Linked DNA regions of Homo sapiens: region 2 is linked to region 1. A link is a loop called in an ENCODE intact Hi-C map of the cell type or tissue named here. Cell type or tissue: heart left ventricle. All regions are shown on one strand. Links, peaks and the distances in the headings refer to the core of each region. The heading gives the core; the rest is flanking DNA. Region 1 overlaps TRPM7 (transient receptor potential cation channel subfamily M member 7). Region 2 overlaps USP8 (ubiquitin specific peptidase 8).

Region 1 (8,344 bases), core at 113-8,112:
GCCACCCAGTCTGTGATATTTGGTTACAGCAGCCCCGGCAAACTAATGCATCACTCAGTTTGATCTCCATAATGCATCACATCTCATCCCTCACCCAAATTATGAAAATAGCATCTTCGTAGGTCTTTCAACTGCTGCCTTGCCATTATACTCCATTTTGAAAACATCATCCGAGTGATCTTTGCAGCTGTTGACTCTCTACTTAAAACCTCCTCTTCTCATTCAGAGCAGAAGCCAAAATGCTTATAACGGTCCCCAAGGCCTCATGCGATGAACTGCCTACTGCCTCTACTAGTCACCATGCTTCTCTACCACCATACACCAGAACTTCTGACTTCATCACCTAGCACTCTCTGCTTATTCCACTCAAGCTATATTAGACTGTTCTTACTATTCTTCCAACACACGAGCCATCTCCTCCCCTTTACATGCTTTGCCTTATGTTTTTCTTGTACCTTGCTTCCTCATTTCCATTTCTCCTCAACTGTCACCTTATCAGCTCTCCTTGACCATGTAACAAAATAGCAGCCCTTCCATCATCCCTCACTATCCCTCTTCTTGACTTCATGTGTCTGCATAACACTTATCAGCATCTAACACGTTATACATTACTGAGTTATCTGTTTCTTATCTTTATCTCCCCCACTAGAAGTTCCATGAAGGTAGATATTTTTACTGTTTATGGAATAAATTCTTAGCAGCCTCAAAAACTTCTGACACAATGAGGTTCAAAAAATAGCTGCTGGCCAGGTGCAGTGGCTCACACCTGTAACCCCAGTACTTTGGGAGGCCTAGGCGGGCGGATCACCTGAGGTCAGAAGTTCAAGACCAGCTTGACCAACATAGTGAAACCCCATCTCTAGTAAAAATACAAAACTTAGCCACGTGTGGTGACGGGCACCTGTAATCCCAGCTACTTGGGAGGCTGACACATGAGAATCACTTGAACCCGGGAGGTGGAGGTTGCAGTGAGCTGAGATGGCACCACTGCACTCCAGCCTGGGTGACAGCAAGACTCTGTCTCAAAAAAAAAAAAAAAAAAGTTGCTGATAATGAATTAGATGTTTGCAAGCTGACTTAAATGTTTTATTTTAGACAATGAAAGTAATCTGCCCTCTTTATATTCAACCTGTATATGTGATAGGGAAGATATAGAATAAAAGACAGTAGTATGTTACAAATTAATTTTTGAAAGCTACTTCTTACTGCTGCTGAGGCAATGGATTGCCATTCTTGTATCAATTTACCACTAGAAGGAAAGTGATGGAAATAATGCTTTGCTCTACAGTAGGGTCAAAAACCTTTTTCTAAAAGGCTAAACAGTATAAGCTTTATAGGGTATACCATCTCTGTCACAACTATTCACCTCTGCTGTTACAGCACAAAAATAGCCATAGACAATATATAAACTGATATGGTTAAGCTTTGCATCCCCACTCAAATCTGATCTTGAATTGTAATCCCTATAATCCCCAGGTTTTACGGGAGAGACCAGGTGGAAGTAACTGAATCATGGGGGCGGTTTCCCCAATGCTGTTCTGGTGATAGTGACTGAGTTCTCCCAAGATCTGATGGCTTTATAAGGGGCTCTTCCCTCTTCGCGTGGCACTTCTCCTTCCTGCCACTTTGTGTAAGAAGGTGCCTTGCTTCCCCTTCACCTTCCACCATGATTATAAATTTCCTGAGGCTCCCTAGTCATGCTGAACTGTGGGTCAATTAAACCTCTTTCCTTTATAAATTACCAAGTCTCGGGCAGTTCTTTATAGCAGTATGAAAACAGACTAATACAGTAAATAAGTGAATGTTCCAGTAAATCTTTATTCAAGGTTTGGGCTGGATTTGGCACACAGGCTATAGTTTGCCAAATCCTGCTCTAAAGTGTTGCGTTTTTTTTTTAAAGACAAAATAATAACCAAACAGGTTCGATTATCATTTTTACCTACAAACTGTAGATTATTTATCAAGAGTTAAGTATATCTATATTCAGTGTTGATCTGTATTTCAAATATCTAATTGCTATTATAAAAAAATTTAAGGGCCGGGCGTGGTGGCTAATGCCTGTAATCCCAGCATTTTGGGAGGATAATTTTGCGGATCACGAGGTCAGCAGTTCGAGACCAGCCTGACCAATATGGTGAAACCTCGTCTCTACTAAAAATACAAAAATTAACCGGGCATGGTGGCGCAGGCCTGTAATCCCAGCTACTCTGGAGGCTGAGGCAGGAGAATTGCTTGAGCCCGGGAGGCAGAGGTTGCAGTGAGCCGAGATTGTGCCATTGCACTCCAGCCTGGCAACAGAGTGAGAGTCCGTCTCAAAAAAAAAAATTAAAACACACTAAATAAAATTGGTATAATCATCACATTACCTGTGTTTACTCCTCCAGTTAAAATCCAGGCTCCAGTTGTAACTGCAGCTTTAATAAGACCTTTTCCAAGCAACTGCTTGATTCGTGGGTGAAGCTCAAATTTCTGCATGCCCCCATGTACAGAGATAACAAGTTTGGGTAACTCCATTTGCCATTCTTTAAGCAGAAGTTGCAGAATGACTTCAGGTTTGGTGTCATATGATAGCCTCACATACTAGAAAAAGATTTTAAAAGGAGAAAATAATTGAACATGTTCACAGGTTTCATAATGTGACATTATATGACTTTGGAAAATTTTATATGAATCAGATTATGTAAAAAGAGATTTCATAGGCTATTTTCAATATATTTATACTCCAAGGAATAAGCAATAGTAAATGATTTTAAAGTTGAAAAAATCATTCTGTGAGATCTACAGAAATAGCGAAACTAACTTTTAAACATTTAGACACAAATGTTACTCTTTCTGTTTAAACTCAATTACCATTGACCCAATTTACCCAAGTACCTGCAGTATTTATTGCCTTCTTTAACTATGACTACACAGTGAGTTAGAAACATTAAGACTGGCTGAAGAGGATCGGAAAAGGAAAAAAAAGGAATTAGGGGGGAAAAATATGGAGGCTTCTAAGGCTCTTGCTATGAAGAGAGGCAAATACTGAATTATTTGTATGAAAGTTTGGCAATGATCTAGTCCATTTATAAATGAATTGTGACTATGGAGTAAAATTTAAAAAGATATATTTAATATAGATGATTATTTTCTTCACTGTAAATAACTGGATTTGATCAGACTGAGAAATAATCAGAAAATCGTAATCAACATTTCATGGTGTTCGGATGGATTCTCCAGTTTAATTTTTGAAAACATCTTTCTATAGAAAAATAGAAAAAAAAGCTATCGTGTGTGAAATAACTTCTTCTGGTTTGAAAGATTTTAAAAATTAACTTCCTGTTTAAGTGATATCATAAGACTTACTTGCTATACTCACATTAATTCATTCTCTTGGCCTAAAGCACATATATGAAGTAGCTCATAAGAAACTTCAAGTATTCAGACATTGAGACATTTAAAAATCATCTCTAAGAAACCTTATTTGCAAAATGATGTATTTCCCATTCCTTTACAAAGATCAAACACTACTGAAAATCTCAGTACTGACAAACAAATGAAGCCAAAAGGCCAGGCACAGTGGCTCACGCCTGTAATCCCAGCACTGTGGGAGGCCAAGGCAAGTGGATCACCTGAGGTCAAGCGTTCGAGGCCAGCCTGACCAACATGGTGAAACCCCGTCTCTACTAAATACAAAAAAATTAGCTAGGCGTGAGTGCTTGTAATCCCAGCTACTTGGGAGGCTGAGGCAAGAGAATTGCTTGAACCCAGGAGGCAGAGGTTCCAGGGAGCTGAGACTGTGCCATTGCACTCCAGGCTGGGCAACAAGAGCGAAACTGCGTCTCAAAAAAAAAAAAAAAAAAAAAAAAAGAAATGAAGCCCAAAAAACCCCAGAATTCCATAAAACTGAGTAGAAGACTGGAGTCCCTTAAGAATACTTTGGTTTTTGGTTTTGTTTTGTTTTTTTTAGACACGGTCAGGCTCTGTTGCCCAGGCTGGAGTGCAGTGGCGCCACCACGGCTCACTGCAGCCTCTGCCTCCCAGGCTCAAGCCATCCTCCCACCTCAGCCTCCCAAGCAGCTGGGACTACAGACACAGGGCACCCTGCGTAGCTAATTTTTTAAATATTTTTTGTAGACACAAGGTTTCACCATGTTGCCCAGGCTGGTCTTGAACTCTTGGGCTCAAGTGATCTGCCCACCTCAGCCTCCCAAAGTGCTGGGATTACAGACACACGGCACCCAGCATGGTTAATTTTTTTGTATTTTTGGTAGACACAAGGTTTCACCATGTTGCCCAGGCTGGTCTTGAACTCCCGGGCTCAAGTGATCTGCCTGCCTCGGCCTCCCAAAGTGCTGGGATTATAGGCATGAGCTACCACACCAGACCAAGAATGCTTTGTAAATAGGATTTGTTCTTTTTTTTTTGACAAAGTCCCGCTCTGTCGCCCAGGCTGGAATGCCTCCCGGGTTCAAGAGATTCTCCTGCCTCAGCCTCCTAAGCAGAGTAGCTGGGATTATAGGTGCGCACCACCAGGCCCAGCTACTTTTTGTATTTTTAGTAGAGACAGGGTTTTGCCATGTTGGTCAGGCTGGTCTTGAACTCCTGACCTCAGGTGATCCATCTGCCTTGGCTTCCCAAAGTTCTGGGATTACAGGCATAAGCCACCGTGCCCAGCCGGATTTGTTCTATAATAAGTCTTTCTGTATCAGTTTTGTTTAACTCATTATTATATTTGGGCACATAAAGTAGTATTAGAGAAGCAGTCTAAAGTTAATGTTTTTAATACTATATTAGAGATAAATGAGAAATTCCACTTCCTACAATGATGGGCTAGGTTGATTTGGACATACTCTGCCCCTGGGAACTAGAAAAACTAGAAAAAAGAACAATAACACCTGCTTGAATACATTAGCAGGTGGCCGGGCATGGTGGCTCACACCTGTAATCCCAGCACTTTGGGAGGCGGAGGCGGAGGCAGGTGGATCACTTGAGGTCAAGAGTTCCAGACCAGCCTGGCCAACATGGTGAAACCCTGTCTGTAATCCCAGCTACTCGGGAGGCTGAAGCAGGAGAATCGCTTGAACCCAGGAGGCAGAGGTTGCAGTGAGCTGAGATCGCGCCACTGCACTCCAGCCTGGGCAACAGAGCGAGTCTCAAAAAAAAAAAAAAAAGACATTAGCAGGGTACAAAGGCAGTGAGAATTTGTAGGATCGGGATCCAGGAGAAAAGAAAAACTTGGAGAGATGATGAGCTCACTGTTGGGCAAGGTTTTCCTCATCAGAACACGGAGGCAGGCAGAACAATGTAGAGGTTAAAATGGTTTTTGCTGTTGTTATTTGTTTTTCAGGCAAGGTCTGGCTCTGTTGCCCAGGCTAGACTTTGGTGACATGGTCCAAGGCTCACTGCAGCCTCAACTTCTCAGGCTCAACTGATCCTCCTGCTTCAGGCTCCCAAGTAGCTGGGACTACAGGCGTGTATCAGCATGCCCAGCTAATATTTTTGAATTTTAGTACAGACAAGGTCTCACTATGTTGCCCAGGCTGGTCTCAAACTCCTGAACTCAAGTGATCCTCCTGCCTAGGCCTCCAAAAGTGCTGAGATTACAGGCATGAGCTACCATGCCAAGGTTAAAATGTTCAAATCTAAATAAATAATAACTGTTTTAGGGGTTTAAAACAGAAAATTAAAATTCATGCTGACAAGAGCACATAAGTCTTAAGAGAAATAAGTGCAGTTTCAAATATTCCAAAGGTTCCTGCATTGTTGAAAAAGTGGTAAAGGATTAATTTACAGTACAGTCATGTGCCACACATTTTGATTAATGATGAACTGCATACATAAGGTGGTTCCCTAATATTATAATACCATACTTCTGTACCTTTTTCTTGTTTATATATATTTAGACACATATTTCCCATTGTGTTACACTGTTACACCTGCCTACCATATTTAGTACAATAACATGCCATAGAGGTTTACAGCCTAAAAGCAATAGGCTATACCATATAGCCTAGGCATATAGTAGGCTATACCATCTAGGTCTGAATACACTCTACGGTGTTAGCATGATGAAATTGCCTAACACATCTCTGAGAACATATCCCCATTCTTAAGTGATGCATGACTGCATATAACAAGTTAAAAATGCATTTTATCACATTATCACATTTATTATAGTATTCTTTTTCTTTTTTTGAGACAGTCTTGCTCTGTCACCCAGGCTGGAGTGCAGTGGCGCGATCTCGGTTCACTGCAACCTTCACCTCCCAAGTTTAGGTGATTATCCTGCTTCAGCCTCCCAAGTAGCTGGGACTACAGGCTCGTGCCACCACGCCCGACTAATTTTTGTATTTTTAGTAGAGACAGGGTTTCACTATGTTGGCCAGGCTGATCTCAAACTCCTGATCTCAGGTGATCCACCCACCTTGGATTCCCAAAGTGCTGGGATTACAGGCGTGAGCCACCGTGCCTGACCTATAATATTCTTTTTCTAAAGAACAGAAAAACAGGCCGGGCACAGTGGCTCAGGCCTGTAATCCCAGCACTTTAGGAGGCCGAGGCGGGCAGATCATGAGGTCAGGAGATGGAGACCATCCTGGCTAACACAATGAAACCCTGTCTCTACTAAAAATACAAAAAATTAGCTGGGCATGGTGGCACACACTTGTAGTCCCAGCTACTCTGGAGGCTGAGGCAGGAGAACTGCTTGAACCCAGGAGGCCGGAGGTTGCAGTGAGCCGAGATTGCGCCACCGCACTCCAGCCTGGGCAACAGAGACACCATCTCAAAAAAAAAAGAATAGAAAAAGAACATATAGTAGGCCTTCTGTATCTGTGGGATCCACGTTTATGGTTTCAACCAACGGTGAATCAAATATATTCAAGAAAAAACATTGAGCCTATACTAAACATGTGTAGACTTTATTTACCTGTCATTATTCCTTAACAGTGCAATTTAACAACTATTTACATTGTATTGGGCATTTTATTAATATTTTTATTTTAAGTAGAGACAGAGTCTCACTATTTTGCCCAGGCTGGTCTCCAACTCCTAGCCTCAAGCCATCCTTCCACCCTCTCAAAAGTGTTGGGATGATAGGCGTGAGCCACTGTGCCTGGCCTATATTAGATATTATAAGGAATCTAGAGATGATTTAAACTATACAAGAGGGTGTGCATAGATTACATCCAAATACTATTGATAATCTGTAGACTTTGGTATCTGAGGGAAGTCCTGAAACCAAGCCCCCTGAAGGATGACTGTATAAATAATATGCTAATAAAGGAGTAAGAAAATAATAAAAAATATTTAATCCAAAATAATACAAGAAAAAAAACAGAACAAAGAAAAAAGTGAGACAAATAGATAACTAATAACATAATGGTAAATTTAAACTTAAATACACAGCAGACAACATTTTTAAAAACAATTAAAAGACATCTCTTAAACATAAAAGGTTAAAACCGAAAAGGAAGAAAGATGGCTTAACTACACTGATTGCAGAAAAAGCAAACCATGTCAAGAAAAATGACAAGAAACAAAACACATTTTATAATGATGAAAGGTTCAATCCACCAGAAAGATACAATTCTATATTTGTATGCACCTTTGTACTTTAAAATATACAAATAAATTACTGAGACCAACTTTTTGTCAATATTGCTACACAAATTGTGATGTTTATTATTTAAATAACAACATAAATGAAGAAAAATCCAATATGTGACATACCTTAGCTCTGTAGGAATGAGAACCCCCTTGAAAATTTATGACTCCATAAGCATCCGTTGGGCTCTGTTCTGTATGCTTTTCCACAGACCATTCTTCTATTGCCTGATTAAAATGGTCACCCAATTTCACATCTGAGTATTTCATGGCAAGACTTGCAGTAAAACAAGCATGTTGCTTGACCAAGCGACCACAAAAACACCTAAAAGAAAAAGGTGAGATTAAAACACCCTTCAAAAAATTAGAGTTAATGAAAAAATGGAATTAAAAGTGAATGAACCGACAAATATAAGCTTTAAAATTTTTATATTTTATATAAGTATAAAAATAAGCTTTTTGATTTTAGGATATCTATATATTAATACCTTCATCATAGCACTGAAATAGTATAATTAGTCTAAGATGAATTCATCATCTAAATTTAACATGAGGCATCTACAAAACATGGCATAGGCATATAACAGAAATAGTATTTACACCGGCTGTGGCTCACGCGGGTAATCCCAACACTGTGGGAGGCCATGGCTGGAGGACCTTGAGGTCAAAAGTTCAAGACCATCCTAAGAAACACAGCAAGACCCTGACTTGACAAAAAATTTTAAAAAATTAGGCAAGTGTGGTGGCATACACCTGT
Region 2 (8,344 bases), core at 100-8,099, 150 kb before region 1:
TGTGTTAATTTGATAATGTTTTAAGGACTGTATGCTGTTTGTGTATTTTTTTATATATTGAACAGAAAAAGCACACGAGTACATGCACCTGAGTACAGGTAAAGAGGAGCTGATTGAAATATAGTTTAATCTGTTCTCAGTATTACTTTTAGGGGTGGAAGAACGTTAAGGATTAATTAAAAAAGAAAAAAGACCTATCAGTTAAGATTTTCCTTATGCTTCAGCAGTTCTAGTAGTTCCACATATAAATCAAACACACCATATTACAGAAGTCTAGAAGGCATTCTCTGCCCCAGCACTGTCCAGCAGATCTTTCCATGGTGATAGAAATGTACTGTATCTGTGCTGTCCAGTATGGTTTGTGTCTACTTTGAAACGTGATTAGTGCAACTAAGGAATTTTTTTTTTTTGAGACGGAATCTCACCCTGTTGCCCAGGCTGAAGTGCAGTGGCATGATCTCAGTTCACTGCAACGTCTGCCTCCTCAAGCGATTCTCCTGCCTCAGCCTCCTGAGTAGCTGGGACTATAGACGTCCACTATCATGCCCAGCTACTTTTTGTATTTTTAGTAGAGACGGGGTTTCACCATGTTGGCCAGGCTGGTCTCAAACTCCTGACCTCAGGTGATCTGCCCACCTCGGCCTCCCAAAGTGGTGGGATTATAGACAGCCATTGAGCCCAGCTGGAACTGTATTTTTTTACTGTGATTGTGTATCCATCCGTGAATAGTCAACACACTCTAGAATTTAAGTAATAGTACCCAAATAACCTCTGCTTCCCTTGATATCTACTCCACGGTATGGTTTTTTTTGTTTTTGTTTTTATTTTTTTATTATTCCTCATTTGGCATTCTGGGTGAGTTCAAACATTTGATAATGCCAAACTTCCAGGGATCATTTAAAGGAGTTTAAAAGAGCCTTCTCTACTAGAGCTCCTAGTTCATGAGAAGTGAGATAATCTATCTCAAGGTGTCTCTAAGAACCATGACCCACATTAAGAGGTTAAAGGTATGTGTTTCATGGGAAGGTCTGAGACCTTAGTCGTATGACTAATGTTAACCTAAATATTAAATGTCCTGGAAGGCCCAGCATCTTATGAGTTAACATATTAACTGTTTACAAGATGCCTGTGGTACAGGTGCTACAGTTTGCTGCCATTTATAGTATAGAACCTTAATTTCATATGCTCAGCATTTTAAGACATCTTGTATCCTTTTTCTTCCTCAGGCCAACATGTTATCCTAAAGCTGAGATCTCAAGGCTTTCTGCTTCTCAGATTCGGAACCTCAATCCTGTTTTTGGAGGTTCTGGACCAGCTCTTACTGGACTTCGTAACTTAGGAAATACTTGTTATATGAACTCAATATTGCAGTGCCTATGTAACGCTCCACATTTGGCTGATTATTTCAACCGAAACTGTTATCAGGATGATATTAACAGGTAAATACATGTCATACTTTTTGCATTATAATGCTAAAAGGATGATCTAACCATATTTACTGTCTTAGTCCATTAGTTTTCTGCTGCTATAACAAAATACCTAAGACTAGATAATTTGTAAAGAACAAAAATTTATTTTCTCTTAGTTCTTGACTGGGAAGGCCATCGTCTAGGTGCCGGCATCTGGTGCGCTTTTTTGCTGCATCCTCACAGGGTAGAAGGTGGAAGCGAAAGAGGACAGACTCGTCCTGTCGAGCCCTAAACGGCACCTAATCCTGTTCACCCGGGAGGGGAGCCCTCATGGCCTTATCACCTCTTTAAAGGCCCCATCTCTTAATCCTGTCACATTGGCAACACCTGAATTTTGGAATATTTGACGTGAATCTGGTGGTAACCTATGAATAAGTAAGCATTTTGGTGTAGGGCTACAGTATGTGAATAATTTCATGTTGACATCAAGAACCCATTTTACCTTTCAAACCATAGTACTTACCACTCAGCTCCAGAAAAGTCAAATTAGGAAAGGGGAAAATATCTTTATCCTTAGGAATAATGAAGGCTGGGCATGGTGGCTCACACTGGTAATCCTAGCACTTTGGGAGGCTGACGTGGGCAGATCACTTGGGGCCCAGGAGTTTGAGACCAGTCTGGGCAACAAGGCAAAACTCCGTCTCTACAAAAATTAGCTAGGTGTGGTGATACATGCCTATAGTCCCTGCTACTTGGGAGGCTAAGGTGGGAGGATCACCTGAGCCCAGAAGGTCAAGGCTGCAGTGAGCCGTGATTGTGCCGCTATACTCCACCAGCCTGGGTGACAGAATGAGACCCTATCTCAAAAAAGAGTAAAGCCTTCTCTGATTAGTAAAGGACAGACAGGATGAGAGCAGTGCCAGAAGGCAGAACCTCGCTGTCATGAACTGGAGCCTGTTGATGATGAGGAGACCATGCAGGGCTTGCAGCCAAAAGAAGGAAGCTGAAGGGATGTAAGCAAGTCAGATTCAGATGAGAATCTGGTGGTGAGCCTGCAAATAAATAAGTAGTTTAATGTAGTGCTACAGTATGTGAATAATTTCATGTTGACATCAAGAATCTACTGTACCTTGCTTAACTTTTAAATTTCCTTTATTGTCTTTTGTAACAACTTTTATTTGCACAGGTCAAATTTGTTGGGGCATAAAGGTGAAGTGGCAGAAGAATTTGGTATAATCATGAAAGCCCTGTGGACAGGACAGTATAGATATATCAGTCCAAAGGACTTTAAAATCACCATTGGGAAGATCAATGACCAGTTTGCAGGATACAGTCAGCAAGATTCACAAGAATTGCTTCTGTTCCTAATGGATGGTCTCCATGAAGATCTAAATAAAGTAAGAAATTTGATTTTTCTAAGTTGCAGAGACTCTTTAGGGTTGCTCAGTAGCACTGTATTTTTATAGCAGTTTAAAATTCTAGTTGGTGATAGTTCAGTGCTTGTTTATTCAAATAGTGACTGTATAAGAGAATTATAAAACATCAGGTAAGTGTAATATTTGAAGCATATACAGTTGGTATTTACTAATTAACAAGCAGTATTGCTGAGAAATTTGCAAATGTTAAAATAGTTATTGGCGTTTGTGACCCACATGTATGTGAAAGTAAAATCATAAACAAATGATCTTATAAAAGATTATAGACAGTTTGAGCATTTTTATTGTATGTTATGTTTATATAATATGTATATGTTATTGTACATATCCTTATTCTTTTCTTTTTCCCAGTCCCTTGCTGAAAGTGGAACATGCCTTTATTCTTACACATCCTTCTAAAATAAGAATTACTTGGCTGGGCACAGTGGCTTATGCCTGTAATCCCAGTACTTTGGGAGGCCAAGGCTGGTGGATCACCTGAGGTCAGGAGTTTGAGCCCAGCCTGGCCAACATGGCAAAACCTCGTCTCTACTAAAAATACAAAAATTGGCTGGGTGTAGTGGCATGTGCCTGTAATCCCAGCTACTCAGGTGGCTGAAGCAGGAGAATCGCTTGAACCTGGGAGGCAGAAGTTGCAGTGAGCCGAGATTGCAGTGACCACTGCACTCCAGCCTGGGCGACAGAGTGAGACTCTTTCTAAAAAAAAAAAAAAAAAAAATTACTCCATGTAACCAAATGACTCATGTGACTAGTTATTATAAAGGCATGTATGTATACATAAATGACCACCCTCCATTTACATACTACAACTTCTTTTTAGCACTTTTTGTCTCACATATTTTGGGGTCACCATTCTTAACCACTGAACAGATATATATATATATACACACACACCTACACAAAAATATTTGTGTATATATATATACGTGTATATATACATACATATATACACATATATATACACATACATATATACATATATACGTGTATATATACATACATATATACACATATATATACACATACATATATACATATATAGAGAGAGAGAGGCTAGGGCAACAAAATTATATATGTCCAGTTGTAGCCCTAATTCCCAGCTATATGTGGGATATCTTTTCTAAAAACCAAACTTTTTAGCTTTTTCTTTTTTTAGTAGAGATTGGAGGGGGGGGTCTCACTATGTTGCACAAGTTGGTCTCGAACTCCTGGCCCCAAGCAGTCCTCCTGCCTTGGCTTCCCAGAATGCTGGGATTACAAGCATGAACCACCACATCTGGCCCTTTTCAGCTTTTTAAATAAAAATTTGGGAAATTTCAACAAGTCACATTCCTTCAATAAAGTGAGTGAGTTTTTTTTGGTATTTTTGGCTAGAATTATTTTTTGCCACACTCAGTGAGATCAGAACTCCTTTATGAGAACTACAGGTGTTTCTAAATCTGGCAAGTGTTTGTATTCACTTTTATTCTTTCAATTTAAATGTTTTCTTTGAGATATTAATATAGAGCTTAAATCATTTTATTTCCAGGCTGATAATCGGAAGAGATATAAAGAAGAAAATAATGATCATCTCGATGACTTTAAAGCTGCAGAACATGCCTGGCAGAAACACAAGCAGCTCAATGAGTCTATTATTGTTGCACTTTTTCAGGGTCAATTCAAATCTACAGTACAGTGCCTCACATGTCACAAAAAGTCTAGGACATTTGAGGCCTTCATGTATTTGTCTCTACCACTAGCATCCACAAGTAAATGTACATTACAGGTAAGTTTAAGAAGTAGAGAGAAAATGATTTATTGGATAAAAATGCTGTTTTTATGGATATAGAGATGTAAATTTCTGGTCTTTACCCTTACAAACATTTTATCAGTAAAACTCGGCCGGGCGCAGTGGCTCATACCTTGTACTCCCAGCACTTTGGGAGGCCGAGGTGGGCGGATCACGAGGTCAGGAGATCGAGACCATCCTGGATAACACGGTGAAACCCCATCTCTACTAAAAATACAAAAAATTAGCCGGGCGTGGTGGTGGGCACCTGTAGTCCCCGCTACTCAGGAGGCTGAGGCAGGAGAATGGCGTGAACCCTGGAGGCGGAGTTTACAGTGAGCTGAGATCTCGCCACTGCACTCCAGCCTAGGGGACAGAACAAGACTCCGTCTTAAAAAAAAAAAAAAAAAAAACCTTTTATCAGTAAAACTCAATATAAATTCTGTTTTATAATTAGGCCTATGTAGATTAGAAAGAATTAGAAATTTCTTTTTTAAAGATACCTTTATTAAATATTCTTTCAGGATTTCAGGATTGTTAGTATGTTTTTAAAAAGTTTTATAAGTTAATTTGGAAAGTTGTCTGTTGACTAACTTAGGCCTACTTTTCATAAGCATTTGCTTTACATGGGGATATCAAATAAATATCCTGTTTTCCATGTATCAACAATGTTTCTTATATAAAAGCTTGTTGATACCTTTAGTCTTAAAGTACCTCCAGAATGTCATTTCCTCCAACAGGGTTTCTCTGATTGACCAGGTTAGGGGCTTTCCTGTGTCCTGTCACAACACACTGTAGGTAGCACTCACCACACTCTGTGCTGTCATTGTTCACTTGTCTATGCTTCTCACTAGATCACAAGCTTTGGGAAGGCAGGAACTCTTTTGTGTAGATTGCTGTTGAATCACTGGTGCCTGCAGAGTGACTAACTAAATAGGTGCTCTCTGACATTATTGAAGAATCGAATTAACGAGTATCTGCTACTTGTTTTTTTCTGCCAGGATTGCCTTAGATTATTTTCCAAAGAAGAAAAACTCACAGATAACAACAGATTTTACTGCAGTCATTGCAGAGCTCGACGGGATTCTCTAAAAAAGATAGAAATCTGGAAGTTACCACCTGTGCTTTTAGTGCATCTGAAACGGTAAAGGGGAAAGTTTGTCCTCCTGTTCAGTGAAATTAAATGAGGGAATTTTAAGTTCTGTGTAATTTATACTTGTTGTACTGCCTGCCATGGGCACATAACAAAGGGCGATTATCTGGTTACAGTAGATCTAGGGAAATAAAGCAGAAATGAGACTGTTAGTTCACCTCAGTGTTTTCAGTACCACAGCAAAATGACAATACCACTATTTCATGTAATTCCTTATAATTTTAAATAATTACAAAGCATCAAGTGAAAATGTATAAAAATATTACAGTATAATTCAAACAAATTAGCACATGAAATGTAACATTCAAACAGCAGACTAAAGCATAACAGACTTAGTTATGTGTTAAATAAAATTTATAATTTTTAAAGTATTTTAATGATAAAATATGTTAACGATACCATTAAGTGCAGAAATAATTTCATCCAGATTTTTCCAATTGATGGAAAAGATCTAGTCCTATAATAGAAGGAATAATGACAAGAGTTATAAAACACGAACCAGATCTTTTGCTGATTCTTTGGTCTTCACATAATCACATAATCCATGTAACTCAAGAACTTTGAGTTGATTATTTGAAAAACTTTTTAAAGGAAGTTGCACTTTTTTATTGAGAGCTGTAATTTTTGTGTCAAAAAAGCATTTCTGTTAAAAATGTTTTATCTTGTATTGAGATTCTTAGTTCCATATATTAATTTCCAAATTTACATGTTCAGATTTCTCTTGTGTAAATTTTTCTAACAAAAGCTAGTTTTTTCCATTGTCCTAGTTGAGGATTCTGGAAGTATAAACATTCTATAAGTGATTACACATTTGCTAAAATTTTTAATGCTGAATATTTTCAAAATTATGAAATAACCATATTACACCAACCAAGATATCATTGTTTTGATGTTTAAAGGAGCAGAATATGCCAGAATAATGGAATGAATGACATTATTTTAGTCAGTAGTCTCCTACTCTCAATTTCTGGCTCTAGTTTTCTCTGAAGTACAAGCTTGACTCGAGAGCAGCTGTCATTCTTTCTTTTGTGGTGGTCAGCATTATAAACATGTGGGTCTTACCTTCCTAGAAGACTCATGTAGCAGTTGTAGCTGGACCAGAGTATAGTCCTACCTCTACCATTCTGGCTGTTTGACCTTAGGCACATCATTAAATATCCATATGCCTCAGTTTTCTTGTTTGTAAAATGGAAATGAAGCCAAATGTCTTTAACAGGTTCCTCTACTACTAAAATTCCAAGTCTTTGTATTTGAAATGGATTTTACAGTCCTGGCTAAAAATCTAGATGTTAATGAATGAGGATTCATCCTGGTATCTTCCTCTGTCAGTGTAATTGTAATGTTTTGTTCTGCAGTTTTTCCTACGATGGCAGGTGGAAACAAAAATTACAGACATCTGTGGACTTCCCGTTAGAAAATCTTGACTTGTCACAGTATGTTATTGGTCCAAAGAACAATTTGAAGAAATATAATTTGTTTTCTGTTTCAGTAAGTATCTCTTTGAACTGAAGACTTTTTGTTTCAAAGCAAGTTTAAAAAAAGTTTTAAGTGGTTTCCTACCTCATGGAAGAGTAAGAACAACATAAAGCTTTGAAACTATTGGCGTATTTTAAATAACAATTTTAACTGAATTGATTTTTTTTTCTATCTTGTTTGGCACAGAATCACTACGGTGGGCTGGATGGAGGCCACTACACAGCCTATTGTAAAAATGCAGCAAGACAACGGTGGTTTAAGTTTGATGATCATGAAGTTTCTGATATCTCCGTTTCTTCTGTGAAATCTTCAGCAGCTTATATCCTCTTTTATACTTCATTGGGACCACGAGTAACTGATGTAGCCACATAAGGAGACATAGGTTATAAACTAGTTATCTTTTAAAAGGCTCAGCAACACAACTCTTGAAATGCTTATCAGGATAATGGTAGCTATAGCTGGCCATTTAGAGGAATTCTAGGACAGTGGGAGCTGTGTTACTAGCACTATATAATTCCGGTCAGTGCTGACAAATAACATTTAACAAGTATTGCAGTAATCATCACTTACAGGTACCATTTATTTCAAAACAACTTTTTTAGTCTGCTCCAAAGTTAAAATAATTAACTAGCTAAGCATTATTATTCGACTGGTCTAAAAACTATTGTTATCTTTTTTTTTTCCTTTTCACTGTTATGGCCTTTTCACATTTCTAAATCCCATCTTGATATACTATGAATACTCTAGAATGATGTAAAGCAGATAGGAATGTATGTGTACATATTTATTGCATACTTGCACATCAAATCGATGTACATAGTTTAACACGTGGTCCTTTTGTGAAACCTAGAACTCAGAGGATTGCTTTTTTTCTTTCAGCCTATTTTGAGTTAACTTCAGTGCTTTCTTAGGGAAATGACAGGGCAAAGCAATTTTTCTGTTGGCTTTGGGCTGTATTTGTGCACTAAATCTTTATTCTAAAAAAAAAAATGGAAACTTTAATTTTTTTAAAACGAGAATTTCATTTACAGCTACATTAAAATCTTAATGAGAAAAATAATTTATAACCCTGTGGGTGTTCTGTCTTTAATATTGTATTATC

What was found. A loop is a pair of places that touch in the nucleus more often than their neighbours do. Peaks named below come from ENCODE experiments on the same cell type or tissue, not always from the same donor. Only the 100,000 strongest peaks of a DNase experiment are listed, where the experiment ranks them.
Region 2: a loop joins it to region 1, with 2.0 times the contacts of the local background. A loop is called at or near these places in 4 of 110 quality-filtered maps.

What each region holds. Positions count from the first base shown.
Region 1 is chr15:50,640,974-50,649,317 of GRCh38, forward strand. TRPM7 (transient receptor potential cation channel subfamily M member 7) reads right to left here. Exons shown (of 39, transcript NM_017672.6): 4 at 7,714-7,912; 5 at 2,367-2,580. LOC128092252 reads right to left here. Exons shown (of 4, transcript NM_001414947.1): 4 at 7,829-7,912. The coding sequence ends at 7,829. Among named protein-coding and RNA genes, the nearest start is that of TRPM7, 42 kb to the right of the region's middle. In heart left ventricle, for the core only: no CTCF peak of the experiment used is centred there; no DNase peak of the experiment used is centred there.
Region 2 is chr15:50,491,475-50,499,818 of GRCh38, forward strand. USP8 (ubiquitin specific peptidase 8) reads left to right here. Exons shown (of 20, transcript NM_005154.5): 15 at 1,227-1,439; 16 at 2,596-2,806; 17 at 4,374-4,610; 18 at 5,615-5,757; 19 at 7,122-7,254; 20 at 7,429-8,344. The coding sequence ends at 7,614. It also overlaps a transcript of USP50 not described here. Among named protein-coding and RNA genes, the nearest start is that of USP50, 51 kb to the right of the region's middle. In heart left ventricle, for the core only: no CTCF peak of the experiment used is centred there; no DNase peak of the experiment used is centred there.